2 separate regions of the Mus musculus genome follow, and region 1 is linked to region 2. Evidence: chromatin contacts called from ENCODE Hi-C or POLR2A ChIA-PET data. All regions are on one chromosome and are shown on one strand. Each heading gives the region's core, a stretch centred on a gene start or an enhancer-like site at or near the end of the contact. The rest is flanking DNA. Distances are from core to core; before and after follow the strand shown.

Evidence for each region. A loop is a pair of places that touch in the nucleus more often than their neighbours do. ChIA-PET counts read pairs that join two places held with the same protein, here RNA polymerase II (POLR2A).
Region 1: POLR2A ChIA-PET joins it to region 2 with 10 read pairs in embryonic stem cell. The contact joins the promoter of Rpl3 here to the promoter of Gtpbp1 in region 2. A Hi-C loop is called at or near these places in 1 of 37 maps with a recorded cell type or tissue (T-helper 17 cell). POLR2A ChIA-PET finds 5 or more read pairs at or near these places in 1 of 5 experiments (embryonic stem cell).

What each region holds. Positions count from the first base shown.
Region 1 is chr15:80,081,136-80,088,559 of GRCm38, reverse strand. Rpl3 (ribosomal protein L3) reads left to right here and starts at 5,154. Exons shown (of 10, transcript NM_013762.2): 1 at 5,154-5,236; 2 at 5,978-6,170; 3 at 6,777-6,945. The coding sequence starts at 5,234. Snord43 (small nucleolar RNA, C/D box 43) reads left to right here and starts at 5,654; the gene lies at 5,654-5,701. It overlaps Gm24204 (a small nuclear RNA gene), which reads left to right and starts at 7; the gene lies at 7-113.
Region 2 is chr15:79,685,023-79,692,895 of GRCm38, reverse strand. Gtpbp1 (GTP binding protein 1) reads right to left here and starts at 2,000. Exons shown (of 12, transcript NM_013818.2): 1 at 1,798-2,000. The coding sequence starts at 1,989. Josd1 (Josephin domain containing 1) reads left to right here and starts at 5,024. Exons shown (of 4, transcript NM_028792.3): 1 at 5,024-6,163. The coding sequence starts at 5,979.

The DNA of each region.
Region 1 (7,424 bases), core at 3,905-6,404, 390 kb before region 2:
GCACAAGTGCTGGCTTTGGCAGCACATATACTAAAATTGGAACGATACAGAGAAGATTAGCATGGCCCCTACGCAAGGATGACACGCAAATTTGTGAAGCATACCATAAAAAAAAAAAAAAAAAGAAAAGAAAAGAGTTCCAGGCCAGCCTGGTCTACAAAGTGAGTTCCAGGACAGCCAGGACTACACAGAGAAACCCTGTCTCGAAAAACCAAAAAAAAAAAAAAAAAAAAAAAAAGTTGCACAGGTAGCAAATGTGAGTGTCTTCATTTTGTTTTGTTTCTACTTTGAAAATTGGATCTCGCTTGGGTGGTGGTGGTACATGCCTTTAATCCCAGCACTTGGGAGGCAGAGGCAGGCAGATTTCTGAGTTCAAGGCCAGCCTGGTCTACAGAGTGAGTTCCAGGACAGCCAGTGCTACACAGAGAAACCCTGTCTCCAAAAACAAACAAACAAACAAACAAAAAAAAGGATCTCACTGTCCAACACTGGCTGTCCTGGGACTTGTAGACCAAACTGGCCTGAAACTCCCAGAGTTCTTACCAATGTTGGATTTAAGGCATAGACCAGTTCGTGAAGAATATAGCAGAATATAAGGAGCCATCTGGGTGCCTTAACACCCACCCACTGGACTCCCACAAGCACTCAATATGATGGGCCCTTGTCAGTCAGCTACAGATGGATGTATTCATCCTATCTAACTGCCCCTGTGAAAGAGATATGTGATATCTGTCGGGTCCTGGTCCTTCTTCCTGGCACACCGTCCCTAAAGCTCTGGGAACTGCTGAAATGCTAATGCCAATGAGTGAACAAGAGCCACGAGCCTGCGCAGAGGCTGTGGTAACCTTAAACCGCAAAGACTTCTGGGAGGACATCCTTTCAGCAGCTCTGGTCACCCATCGGATTAACTTCATCTTTGTTATTAAGCACCGTGGCAAATGATCATAGTTTCACAATATCTTGTGTAACCCTCCTCAGGTTGGCTGTAGTCCTAGAACTTGGGAGGTGGAGACTAGAGAATTAGTTCAAGGCTTGCTTCAGACTTAAGTTCAAGTGTCAGCCTTTTAGGTACTTGAGACTAGGCCTTGTAGGAGTAGGTGTGTCACTCTGAGCATGGGCTTTAATACCTTTGTGCTAGCTGCCCGGAAGCCAGTCTTCTTCTAGATGCCTTCAGAACAAGAGGTGGAACTCTCACCTCCTCCTGCACCATGCCTGCCTGGATGCTGCCATGTTCCCACCTTGATAATGGACTGAACCTCTGAAACTGTAAGCTAGCCCCAATTAAATGTTGTCCTTTATAAGAGTTGCCTTGGTCATGGTGTCTGTTCACAGCAGTAAAACCCTAACTAATACAACTGGAGAGAGGGCCCAGTGATTAAAAGCAAATACTGCTCTTGTGGTGGGGCAAAGTTCAGATCCTAGTAGTAACGCTGGGTGGCTCATAACTTATAACTACAGCTCCAGAGGGATCTGTTGCCTGCAGACTCCTTGGGTACCTGCATTCAAGTGCACGTGTTCAAACACTGACACATACATGTAAAACAAACAAACAAACAAATAACAGCCTCATTGCTCCTGATCATGGATCAGTCATGATCCATGAACCTGTTGTGTGAGAACTTCTGTAGGAAAGTGTGAATAAATATCTTTCACTCCAGAGATGACATAAATGACAGCCCAGAGAATGATTCCATATCAAGTCTAACTTGATGAAGCAATGAGTTGATTGAAGTTACTATAGGAGCATGGATGGCTCAAGGACAGTTAACTCCAGCACCAAAAAGCTCACTGGCAATCCTGGAGCTCTCTGCACAGCACCCAGGCAGCTCAATAGGTAGAAAAGTCTCTCTTCAGCAATTCTTAGTTTATATAACCTGTGAATCTGGTAAGCTTCAGGAACTTCCTGAGACTTGTGAGTTGCTTACTTTCTGAGTCTCAGGAACCTCCTTGCAGGACAGAATGTTTCATCTGGGAAGAAGTTGCTATGGTACAATACCTAGAGGTCTGTGCTTTCTCTTTATGGCTGTTCTGTGGGTCTGCATCTCCCTGGTTCCATTTTGTCTCTCTCGGGAAGAAAGAATAGAAGGTCTATGCCAGATGCCTGGACTTTTGTATCAAACGAAGGGCTTCATGCAGGCTAAGCAAATATTATACCAACTGAGCCAAATTTCTAGCCCCAAAGTTCTAATTTTTTTTTCTTTCTTTCTTTCTTTCTTTCTTTTTTTTTTTTTTTTTGGTTTTTCAAGACAGGGTTTCTCTGTATAGCCCTGGCTGTTCTGGAACTTACTTTGTAGACCAGGCTGGCCTCGAACTCAGAAATCTGCCTGCCTCTGCCCCCGGAGTGCTGGGATTAAAGGCGTGTGCCACCACGCCCGGCCGGCAGTTCTAATTTTCTAAAGGCGTTAATTTTAAATTTTATTTGAGTCAGGGTCTCATTATATAGCCTTGTCTGACTTATAACTACCTACGTAGATCAGGTTGGCCTTGAACTCACAGAGATCTGCTTGCTCTGCCTCCTAAGTGCTGAAATTAAAGACATGTGGCCCTATACATGGCTTGAAGACTTGATTTTTTCTTTTCTTTTCTTTTCTTTTCTTTTTTTTTTTTTAAGATTTATTTATTTCTTACATGTAAGTACACTGTAGCTGTCTTCAGACACCCCAGAAGAGGGCATCAGATCTCATTACAGATGGTTGTGAGCCACCATGTGGTTTCTGGGATTTGAACTCAGGACCTTCGGAAGAGCAGTCAGTGCTCTTAAGTACTGAGCCATCTCTCCAGCCCCGACTTGATTTTTTCTAAATATATTTTAGAATCAGTTTATGAGTTTTCCCTAGTCTCATGTAGTAATCAAGGATACCTTTGATCCACTGACCCTGCAGCCTCTCTTACCAAAATTGCACCAACTTACCTGTCCTTATTCTAAATTGTTAAAGGAGGCTGCCTTGAAGACAGGACAGAACCAAAGAGCTTGAGAACTGCCACATGGCCAGGAAGTATTTGTGGACAGAGAACAGGATCAAAGATCAAAACCTGATTCCCAAAAGGCTGGTGTTACTTTTTGTTGTTGTTGTGTTTGTTTGTTTCTTGGTTTTTCAAGACAGGGTTTCTCTGTGTAGCCCTGGCTGTCCTGGAACTCATTTTGTAGACAAGGCTGGTCTCAAAATTCACCTGTGCCTCCCAAGTGCTGGGACTAAAGGTGTGTGCCACCATGCCCGGCTCCTACTCAAAATCTTACACATGGCAGCTTACAACTGTCTGTAACTCCAAGCTCTGACAGCCTCACACAGACATATGTGCAGACAAAATACTGATGCACATAAAATAAAAATAGATAAATTAAAAAAAAAAAAAGAAAGAGGGAAGGAAAGAAGGGCTGGAGAGGTGGCTCAGTGGTTAAGAGCATTGACTGCTCTTCCAGAGGTCCTGAGTTCAATTTTCAGCAACCACATGGTGGCTCACAACCATCTGTAATGAAATCCAATGCCCTGTTCTGGTGTGTCTGAAGACAGTGACAGTGTTCACACCTAAATAAAAAAGAAATAAATCTTAAAAAAAAAGAAAAGAAAAGAAAAGAAAGCCAGGACGGTGGTGGCGCACGCCTTTAATCCCAGCACTTGGGACGCAGAGGCAGGCAGATCTCTGAGTTCGAGGGCAGCCTGGAGCCTGGTCTACAGAGTGAGTTCCAGGACAGCCAAGGCTTCACAGAAAAACCCTGTCTAAAAAAAAAAAAAAAAAAAAAAAAAAGGAAGAAAAAATAATTCTTCTTTTGGGACTGGAGGGACGTCTTAGGAATTAAGGGCTCTTGCAGAGGACCAAGGTTTGGTTCCCAGCACAACAACCATCTGTAACTCCAGTTCCAGAGGGTTCCATACTCTCTTCAAATCTCCCCGGTACTGCACATATGTGGTGCACGTGCATAAATGAGGAAAGCACTCATAAATATAAAATTAAAAAGAGCTTATTTAAGATATTCTTAAGTGGCGCTCCTCCACTTTCAGAAATTATTTTTTAAATTTTAATAAACCTATGTTGCTGTTCGAAAAATAAATTCATTAAGAATCTTGATCTGGAGAGATGGTTCAGAAGTTAAGAAAACTTGTCATCCCACGGGACCCAGGTCTAGTTCACAGCATTAACAACGGTCCAGGGGGATCTGACACTATTTTGACTTTTTTTTTTTTTTTTTTTAGATTTATTTATTTAGTGTATATATGAGTATAGAGGTCACCTGATCCCATTACAGATGGTTATAGGCCACAATATCGTTGCTGGGAATTGAACTCAGAATATCTGGAAGAACAGTCAGTGCTCTTAACCATTGAGCTATCTCTCAAGCCCTTATTTTTTTTTAAAGATTTATTTTTATTTTATGTATATGAGTACACTGTCGCTGTCTCCAGACACATCAGAAGAGGGCATCGAATCCCAGTACAGGTGGCTATGAGCCACCATGTGGTCACTGGGAATTTAACTCAGGACCTCTGGAAGTGCAGTTGGTGTTCTTAACTGCTGAGCCATCTCTCCAGCCCGGTTTGACTTCTGAAAATGTCACGCACGCCCGTGGCGCACATTCGTACACACGGGGGGGGGGGAACCTCACACATTTGTAAATCTGAAATTAAGAACAAAATATGAACGGGACATGACATCTGGAGACTGAATTGGCAGAGACAGGACTTGAGGGAGATGTGCCCGAAATCATGGCGCATTAAAGGCATGGCTTGATTGGAAGACTGAGAGCAATGTTGGTGATCACATCAAAATCACTGGTTAGGTAAAAGAGCAGTTTCATTCAGTCTATCTTAAGAGCTCACGAGAACAACGCAGTCAGTTGTCTCACACTAAGCCTGCTTCAACGCCGTTGTTTTCGTTGCTGTGTGGGACTAGCCCTGTGTGATTCCGTTCTAGAAGTGAGAGGAAGCACAATGCCTCCATTTTTCTTCATTATCATGAAATTTGGCTGCTGCAGAACGCCGTAGTTCTTTACATTCTAAACCTCAGCGTCGACGAGGCGTTTCGCTAAGCTTGAACCCAATCATTCTCCGTAGACCCTATTTGTCAATCCTAGTGGGCGGGAAAAATGTGTGTAAAATGACATTCGATGCGCGCCCTTCGACCCGACGCCTATGCGTCAACACGTTCGCACGCTCAGGGGGCGGAGCCATCACTTGGCTTTATATAGCCTGCACTGGCTCCTGGTCGCTCTCTATCTGCGGCGTGTGGCGGCGAGATGGTACGTATGGCCATGCTGCCTTCTAACTTGGTCTCCTGTGGGCCTGGCTTGTATTCACCTCCCATCGGCGCCATCCCTGGCTCGCCAATCCTGAAAGGATGTAATAGGGGATCGATGTGAGGGCCGCGACCGTCCGGAAATTCAGGGACCTTAACGGCCTTACGGAGGATGTGTGTGGGACCGGCCTGGGCCTGTGTGCGACCCATTTGATATCAGCGTAATCCTAAGGGACTTATGGAATGGGCTGTTTTGTGCTTAATTCGAGGGTAGTGGTCAGTCTGGTAGGGATGGCCCAGGTCTTTAGGAATGCATTGGTTAAGTGGAGAAATTTGGCAAATCGGGTCGGGTCTCCATTTTGGAATGTTATAAGAGTGGAAGGTGCATCTCTAGAGTTCTCAGAAGCCACAAATGATGAACCTTTTGACGGGCGGACAGAAACTCTGTGCTGAATGTCAAGTTCTGATTTGGCTTTAGGAGGGAGTGTTTGAGGCCGACTTGCATTAGACTCCATCTTGATACGCCATGTTGCCATTTAGTCACATGGGATACTCTTGAAAGTTCACCCATCGAGGTTTTAGTATAACTAAGCTGTTTTGTGTTTGAAAGGCATGGAAACTAAAAGCATTAAGCTGAAGTCTTATTGCAGTCTGTCCTCTGATACAATTCCTTTAAATGTGGAACCCTCCTTTGGGCTTGATTGGAAGACTGAGAGCAATGTTGTGATCTCTCCCTTTACCTCAGTCTCACAGGAAATTCTCAGCTCCCAGGCATGGGTCCTTGGGCTTCCTGCCTCGCAAGCGCAGCAGCCGGCATCGTGGGAAAGTGAAGAGCTTCCCTAAGGATGACGCTTCCAAGCCCGTTCACCTCACAGCCTTTCTGGGTTACAAGGCTGGCATGACCCACATCGTCCGGGAAGTTGACAGGCCAGGATCTAGTATGTACAGTACTTCCTTGTCCAACTTGGGCTGTGTGTAATTTTGCCTGTAGTTACAGTAAATTCCCAAAGGAGCACAATAGCTTCATCCTGGGGTGCTTTGTGGTAAGTCTAGAACAAAGCCTGACTTAGTGTGGTAGTGCCCACACTAAGGGAGCCTAGAAGTGTTTTGGCCTAGCGAAATTTAACACAGATTCCTGTGCAGAGTCCTGTTGGGGTAGTTGGTTGTTTCCATGCCAGTGCCTGTTATCAACCCTAGGTACTCTGAAAAGGTAGACACATTTAACAAGTGTATTCTGGACATGAAACCAGACTAGTGATAAAGCTCCTCTTTGAGACAGTCTAGATAGCACATGGCATTTTGCTACTTCAGTGGTGATAGTCACCACCTGGCATGGTGCCTGTTAGCAGCCTTGCAAAGTAAGTGGAGGTTAGAAACTTTGGCTCAATTGTTAAAAGCTGCAGTTGGAGAGCCCGCAGTTCTGAAGAGCAGTCCTGGAAGGCCCAGTATTCTGATGCGGAGACAGCCATTCTGTCTAAATGGATGCTTGTATGTGCTGGGGTATTTGTGCTCCCACTGAAGCTTATGCCTGTTTGTCTTCACAGAGGTGAACAAGAAAGAAGTCGTGGAGGCTGTGACCATTGTGGAAACTCCCCCAATGGTGGTTGTGGGCATTGTGGGATATGTTGAGACCCCACGAGGCCTCCGGACCTTCAAGACTGTATTTGCTGAGCACATCAGCGATGAGTGTAAAAGGCGCTTCTATAAGAACTGGTAAGAGGCTCTTGGGTTCCCTTAGAAGTAAGGGACACTCTGAGCTGGGATGTAAAGTGAAGGAAGTTGGATCAAAGGTTTTTTGAACCAAAAGCTGACTGTTAACCCTTGAGGGTGCTGGTCAGTCCTGGTTAGCAGAAGTGTTAGAGTTGCTTTGACACTGAAGTGGCAGGGAAGCTGGAAAACAAGACATCCTGCATCTGGGCCTTAGTGTGAGGTAATCCTTTGAGGCTTGGATGCTGGCCTTGTCTGTACTAGATAGGTCCCCTGCCTCTGGCCTGAGCCCCTGACTTCCACTACTATGAGATGTGCCCCCAGATAAAGGGATGTTCTGGTGCCCTGGAGCAAGAGTTGTGTGTTGTGTATATTTGTGGCTTATATTAACCTGTGGACCTCTGCTCAGCTCCGCTCGGCTCTGCCCGATGAGCTTCATCCAGGCTCCGCTTGCCGGTGGAAAAGGCTCCTTAGAAGCCGGCAAT
Region 2 (7,873 bases), core at 751-3,250:
CATTTGACTCATCAGAGTTTAGAATTGTAACCCAGATGCTGCCAGTGTTACATTGTCTCTAGCATTTTGCTTGGATGGAGGTCTCCCTGAGCTTGGCCACCCTTATGATGGTATTAGAGGCACTAGACAGGACCATCATGACAAAAGATGCTAGTTGGCTTCCAAGGGCCCAGCAGAGATTAGAAGGAGAAAGAACAGTTGGGAATTGCTTACTTAGGTTGGGGGCAAAGGTTCTTTCCAGTTTAGAGCCAAGTTTTATGTAGCATTGCCATCATGAGATGTCACATTTTCAAAGCACCATAAAATCTCCCATCCAAGTAGTAATCAGACCCGAGCCTGCTTAGCTTCCGAGATCAGACGAGATCAGGCTCGTTCAGCATAGTATGACCACAGACATCAAAGCTCCATAAAATCTCTATTGTAATTATCCTACAAAGCGCAGGGGGTGGGGCTGCTCTATCTTCCACCAGCTGCTTTTTAATCCTCACAGGGAATCATCATCTATCTAGTGCAAACATTTAGTGAGTCTCTGATATGCATCTGGGACTATAATGGGTCTTAACATTCTCTTCTAATTTTTTTATTTTTTTTAATTTGCGAGACAGGGCTTCTCTGTGTAGCCCTGGCTGTCCTGGAACTCACTCTGTAGACCAGGCTGGCCTCGAACTCAGAAATCCACCTGCCTCTGCCTCCCAAGTGCTGGGATTAAAGGCACGCACCACCACTGCCCAGCTCTCTTCTAATTTTTGCAACACATCTGCATTTTCTTGATGAGATGCTGGAGAAGTGAGAGGTTAAGAAAGTTTCCTAAGGTCACAGACCCTTTTAATGGCAACAGTTGGAAGGGAAGCCCAGTCCCTCCCTTGGCATCAGTTTCTTTAGTGATGTTTGACACTTTCTAAACACCAGTAACATCTTATAGTTACTTTCTTATTTTCCACAATGCCAAGTAAGTGGTGAGATCTTCATTTCTGCCTACCTTCTCAACACCGCAGAAGATGCTACTTAAAGATGCCCTTCCATATTGCATGAATACAAGAGGTGGCTCCACTCGTAAGTGGCAAGGCTGAGGGTCATGCCTATTTTTTTTTTTAATTATAACAAGGCAGGGTGTGGGAAGGCGACGAGTGCCACGGTGTACGAATCAGTTCTCTCCTTCACTAGGTGAGTCCTGGGGATCGAACTGAGGTTGTCAAACTTAGGAGGCAAGCCCCTTTACCTGCTGAGCCATCTTGTCGGTCCCATCTTTTTATTTTATTTGGGTGGACACGGAAAGAGGACGCTCCTCGGACATCATTCTCGCCGACTGAGCAACTACTTTCTGTTTACTTTCCAGAGACCAGGAAGAGAAACGGCTGCCACCCCTTAGACTGGCTACCTGTCTTCGTGAGTATCCCGCCCCCTGCCCAAGCCACCTTGACACTTGGTCCTCCGGGATGCTCCTAGAAGAGGAAGACCCTGCGTCTCAGGGACCCCCCTCCTGGGGAGGGCGGGCTGATCCACACGGGGACAGGGACACAGGGCGCGCGGCCCGAGTCGGGAACCCCGTTCCACGTGGCGGAGCCAAGTGGCAGCGATCGAGGCGGGAGCGGGAAGCGCGGGAGGCCGGGTGGACGCTGCCCGGTGCGGAGAGTGGGCCCGGGCCCGGCAGGTTCGGGAGAGCGGCAGGTGGGCGGGCTGCATCCCTTCAGCGCTCCCGTGAGCCGTGCCACTGGACAGCCGGCTGCCCGCCGTCGCCTCGGAGACCGTCCGGCCCCTCCGCGTACCCCTGGCCCCGCCGCCGCCTCCCGGGCCTACCTTGCTGGTGAGGTCCAGCTCCGGCTCGCCGTTGAGCGCCTCGCCGTCCTCGCTGCAGTCAGAATCGAAGCCGCCATGGAGTCGGGCCGCGGCCGCGGCGGCCCGAGCCGCCCCCGGAGAGCTAGGCTCGGGGGCGAACATCGAGGCCGGCACCGGCGAGTCGACCGGGGAGCGACTCCGCTCCGCCGCCATCTTTAAGAACTTAAGCTAATTCGCAGCCGGCCGCCCGCCCTCCCTCCCTGGCTCATTTAACTAATTTATGCTCGGCCCCGCCCCTTCTTGTTAGAATAATTTATGCGCGGCTTCCCCGCCTCCCGAGACTGTCACGTATCTCTAGCGGAGACACAGAAGACCCAGTCTCTCATTTACCAATCGTCGCAGCTCTCTCAAATACTTTAATGAATAATTAATGAGACCAAAACCCTAACAACAAACGTCGTAGTGGTCGGGAGCCTTGGTCCCACCTCTAGTGGGGCCAACACAGCGTGCACGCTACCTGCCTGGATCCTTCCCGCCAACGGGAGCGAAGCAGAGGTTTGACTGACTTGACAACAATCCAATGAAAAGAGGCATCCATTCTTTACTCCCCACCTCACTTTCCAGAGGCGGGGCCAGCCTCCAAATCATACTGCAAAACAGTCCCGCCTGGAGCCTCTCAAAATGATGGACAAGGGCGGGACCCAATCTTGTCCTCCCTAAGTCCCGCGCGTCTGGCCGCCGCATACCCAGATAGTAAACTGTGAAATGAGCCTGGCACTCCGAATGATTGAAGGCAGTTGCTGCAACACTGTGTCCGGCGTGCTGGCATGCGCAAGGCAATTTTTATAGTAGAATCGATGCTATGTATTCCAGGAGTGGTAATATTACAGCCGCCAGACCAAGACAATTAATTAAATGCTGACCTCAGGGAGTTCCATTCATGACTCCTCGGAGAGCAACTGAGTGAACAGAAAGATGTTGACAGCCCAAACTCTAGCGTAAATCCCCTCACGTTTTTGGTGAACAGCTGAGCCACAGGTCTAGGATCTGTCAAGGTAGTTTCTTGTGGCTTATTTTTCAGTTGCCACTTGTGGAAAGTCCCAGTCCAAAAAAAAAAAAAAAAACCCGCCGTTCGTGTACCTGAAATTCCCGTTTCAAATGTCTGAAAAATTTAGACTATTAGGTGAGTTCTGTTTTTTACCAAGATCTAATTATGCTGGCTGGACCTGGCCACTCCTCCTGGTAATAGATTAAAAAAAAGAGCAGCCGCCTGAGGAAGTACGAGAAATTTAGGGATTGGACCACAGGATGTATATAGTAAGTAAGGAAAAGGGTACAATATAGCCGTCACCTAATTCGGGGAGAGTCTTGTCCTCATTTTTAACGTACTACCAAGTCTGTGAGCAGATGCTGCTGGAAACCTGACCTTAATGGTTTTTTACTGAGATTTGTTTTTATTTTGTATGAATGGTGTGTGTGTGTGTGTGTGTGTGTGTGTGTGTGTGTGTATGTCTGTGTGCCACCTTTGTGCAGGGCCTGTAGAGTCTAAATGGGGCACCGGAACCCTTTTGGACTAGAGTCGCAGACGATTGTTAGCCTCCATTAGGGTACTGGGAATCCAACCCAGGTCTTCTGAAACTCTGAGCTATATCTCCAGACCCAGAGATTCGGACTCCTAAAGTGAGAGGCAGTCTTGTGGACCGTAACCCTATATCTGTGGATTCTGACAGTATCCCCAAGTATTAAGAATTCAACTGGAGGTTGCTCACTGCTTGGCTGGGGGTGATCAGAGGTGACAGTTGTATTAATTCTATTGCTTCGATTGCTATTTAGCATTGTATGGCCAGAAAAAGTTCAGTTTCAGAATACATTGCTATCTGGCTGGGGGGAAAGACTGTCCTTCTCACTATAGGACTTTGCCTAGAAAGGATATATATTCTGAATACTTGCTTTTCGAATTGAATGTTTTGGAGAATAAATATAAAAAGTAACAGTTGAGAGGTAATTCCTAATCATCTTTACATTCTCTTTCTGAAAACAATTTGGTCCAAGCTCAAACCCTTAATTCACTATAGACATAATGATTTCAAACAACTTGATCGACTTCTTTGGGCTGTATTTTTCTCCCTGAAAAAGAAAAAAAAAGTCTAATTTGCTTAACAATAATTAATTACTCATCAGTTAATTAATAGATGTTTACAATAATTCTGGTTGAACAGCAAGTCCCTAGGAGATAAATCCTATGTAAATACACTGTAACAGTTTGGTAGTTTACACATTACACACACACACACACAAAAAGATAATTCAAAAGTAGTCTAGGTAGAGGATGCCCTATCATGTGGTAATCTCTCAGATGTGTTGCACAATACTGTTGATTGGGGTGATCATGAGGATTAGAGAAACCATTACTTTGAAAGTGCAAATCTGTTGTTTTCCCTAACAAAAATCCGATAGGAAGGCAAGTTAGAAACAGTGACTTAATTTAAACCCATGGGAAACTGTAAATAGTCTGCCTTTGGACACAATGTACTCAGCTAAACTCAAAATACGGAGCTCTAGTTGGTAGAGTGCTTGTCTTGCATTTACCAAGGTTCGATCCCTTGCCCTGAACAAATTGGACATTCTTGGTTACGTAATGAGTTTGAGACCAGCTGAACTAGAGAACACACACGCGCACACACACACACGTCTAAAAAGAAGGATCAGAAGGGAAAAGAAAACACAGAAAGGAAGGCTTGTGACAGCCATCAAGAGAAGGTTGCTGATCAAAAGGGCAGTGGTTTGTGTGAAGTGAACTGGAATACGACACCAAGGATCTGAAATAGAACTCAGGTTTCCATTTGAAATATGACTCCCGGCGAGAGTCTTGCCCTCAGCTCTCAAAGAAAACTGGAGGCGGTCGGGTTCACCAACCAAGATTACGCCCGACCGCGTCGGTAAAGTGTTAGGAAATCTGATGAACATAAGTGGGCCAGGGCAGCCGCTGCCCGGGCTCAAGAAAGCACTCTGCCGGGAGGAGGGCCCTGCGGCGTCCAGGCGGGAGTGGGCGCCGGGGCGGAGCTGCGGCGAAGCGACAAGTCGACCTCCCCCGCTACCGCGGAGCTCCACAACCCTGCACAACGGCTCCGCGACCTCTAAGCACCTCCACCGGACCAACAGCCCGCGTTGGCTACGTCACACAACGTCAGGGGTGACGCGAGGTTGGCAGGCGGGGTCAGCGCGGGGGCGTGTCTGGGGCGCGCGCGGAGTGAACGCCGCTGACGTCGGGCTCAGGTGCGCGTGCCCGCCCGCTCCGCCGCCTGCTTGTCCGCGCGTGGGCCAGGTGGCGGCCCGCAAGCTCCAGGTGGCGGCGTCGGGGAGACGAACAGTCCCCGCCGGGCAGGCAGCGGGAAGGAGCCCGGGACTGGCCTCACGTGACAGCAGGAGGTCGCTGCGGGGACGGTCAGCCCGGTGGGCCAAGGCTGCACCGGGCGAGGCAAGGCGTCCGGCCGCACCCTCGCGGGCCAGGCGGGACCTCCCCGCGGCGGCGCCCGGGCTGCCGTTCCCCTTTCCGCGGCTCCTCCCGCGCCGAGGCGAAGCGGCTCCTCCGCTGGGCCGAGTCCGCCAGTCCGCTGGCGGTCATGGAGCGCTATCCCCGGAGCCCCCGCGCGGCCCGCGACCTCACGCCCTCCGATCCTCGCTAGCTCTTGGCATTGGGCCTTTTCTCCGCCACCCAACCCGGTCTTCGGAGCCTGTGGTGTTGTGATTCGGACGAAATGGAAGAAAAGGAGCGATGTGACCCCTTCGGTTCTGCCCTCCTGCATTGAGGCCTAGTTGGCATCTGCAGAGAGGAAAACACGGCCAGGAAAGCGTGGTGTTTCTTTTTTTCCAAAGGGGGTGGGAGGGGAAGGCGGCAGCCAAAGGGAGGAATCCTACGTTTTATATGTTTTTTTTTTCTTTGTTAATTCTACACTTTGAAAGTGTTGGCTAAATAAACTAATCCAAAAGTTATTTTTTCCTATCGAGAAGACAGAAAAAGGTAGATTTTTTTTTTTGTCCCTTTTGATTCCAACCTTTCCTCCCAGTGACAAAGCATAAATCATGAACACCAGAGAATAAATAGGTGAATCTCAGGAATCCGAAGACAGAAACCTAGACTTTCCTCAGGAGGGAAGGAGCGGAGTGTTTAGCGGCTCTGCCTGGAACCTAAATCGAAAAACATGAGTTGCGTGCCATGGAAAGGAGACAAGGCCAAAGCTGAATCCTCGGACCTTCCCCAAGCAGCGCCCCCACAAATCTACCATGAGAAGCAGCGCAGGGAGCTCTGTGCTCTTCATGCTCTCAACAACGTCTTCCAGGACAGCAACGCCTTCACGCGGGAAACGCTGCAGGAGATTTTCCAGAGGTAGGACTCCCCTGCTTGGCATCTCGATCCCCCCCACTTCTTGGTATTTCTGAGTTTGTGTGGGTGGTGCAGTGTCTCGGGGACAGAAACCTTCAAACCTACAGGTTTGGAATTTAGATGCTGGGGGCAGGAATGAGGCACACAGAAATGGCAGGCAGGTAGTCACCATCTATGGTCCATCTGTGGTGGACTAACCTCAGTTGTGCTGTCTCCACGGCTGGAGTCAGACAGAGGACTCCGTGTGGCATGTGTTATTCCCATTTGTGATGAAGACAGGGCTCAGTGGGTCCTATCTCCACTGGTGGTCACTGCTCTATTGCCTCCCTAACAGACCTGCCACCAAGGAGTTTACAATCTAGGAGGGATACAAAATACATCCACATTCAGCCATCTGTTACCAAAGGTGGGACATGGTGGAAATCTCAAGAAAAGTATACCCACAATGCTTAGCTGTTCTGGGGCCATGTGCTGCCTGCCCATGGTGTGTCCTTCATTTGTTCTGTGTGACTTCCTCACAGTTCGTTTTACTGATAGAGAAATGAATAGAAAGGTCAAGTAATTTGTTCAGAGTAGCTTCTGAACCAGCTACGCTGCGATTAGAGCAGACTCCAGCTCTCTCCTGCTGTGTGATAACTTTAGTGGGGCTGGTGTGAAGTTCAGTGATAAGAATGCTTGCACATTACGTAGGGGGTCCTAAGTGCAGTCCCTAAAAGTGTGTCCCTAAAAGACTGTAGAACAAATATGCCACTCTACAAGTGGTCCAGGGTACAGTTTTATGCCCGTTGCTTTGCTTTCTGAAGGGCCTTGAGAGTTAGTTCTATAGTGTCTGACTGGACCCAGCAACATGACAGAAGTTCATAGCAGCTTTGACAGTGAGCCTGTCTTACCCCTCCAACTGGAAAAGACCTCAGGACAGAGAGAGCTCAAGGATGCTGTAAGTGGTATACACTGAGGTCCTCATTTGGAGCTGCACAGGAACATGCGGTACAGCTAGGATGTTTGGGGTGATTGGTATGCCTAAGTGTGGACCACTTAACTTGAAAGAACTACAGGAGTCTCTGAGAAGAGCTGTATCCTGAGTGCTCTTACAGAACTACAGTGAGAGTAATTACTTTCTAGTGCCAGTGAAAGATCAGAGGGCAGCAGGGCCGATGTGCCACTTGCTCTCTGTAAGTACAGCTCAGTCCTCAGAAGACGAAGCTCTGGGGGTAAGAAAAGGTGTCTTCCACCACCCAGTCATGTGACAGAAAGGAGAGCCCAGGCTACTTCTGAACGACTTCCCTTTGGCCAGCTGTTAATGTTCTTCTGGGTAGCTCTGAATTGTTTTCTCATCTCTAACCAGGGAGAAGGAAATGACTGGCCATGGGCACCTGAGTGTGCTCGCTGCTACTTGGTACTTAGAGCAACCTTAGCCATGGCCTGGGAAGCCCAGACAGAGTTGCTGTCGTTTGCCTAGTTTTACCCACCAGTAAATTAATGTCAGATTGTATGTAGTTAGTCACGGTCAGGTTGACAGGTTCTGACCTCTGTGAGTTTGGCTCCTGGACTGACAAGGGAGTTAATGAGACACTAACAAACCAACTCTCTGCTCCATTCTGAGGACTCCCTGTGCAGCCGCAGAGTCCTCACACCCAGCTTGGGAGGTAGGCACTATTGTTTCCTATATTCCAGATGAAGATATTAGGACGTGGAGTCTGTATTTGTTAATGT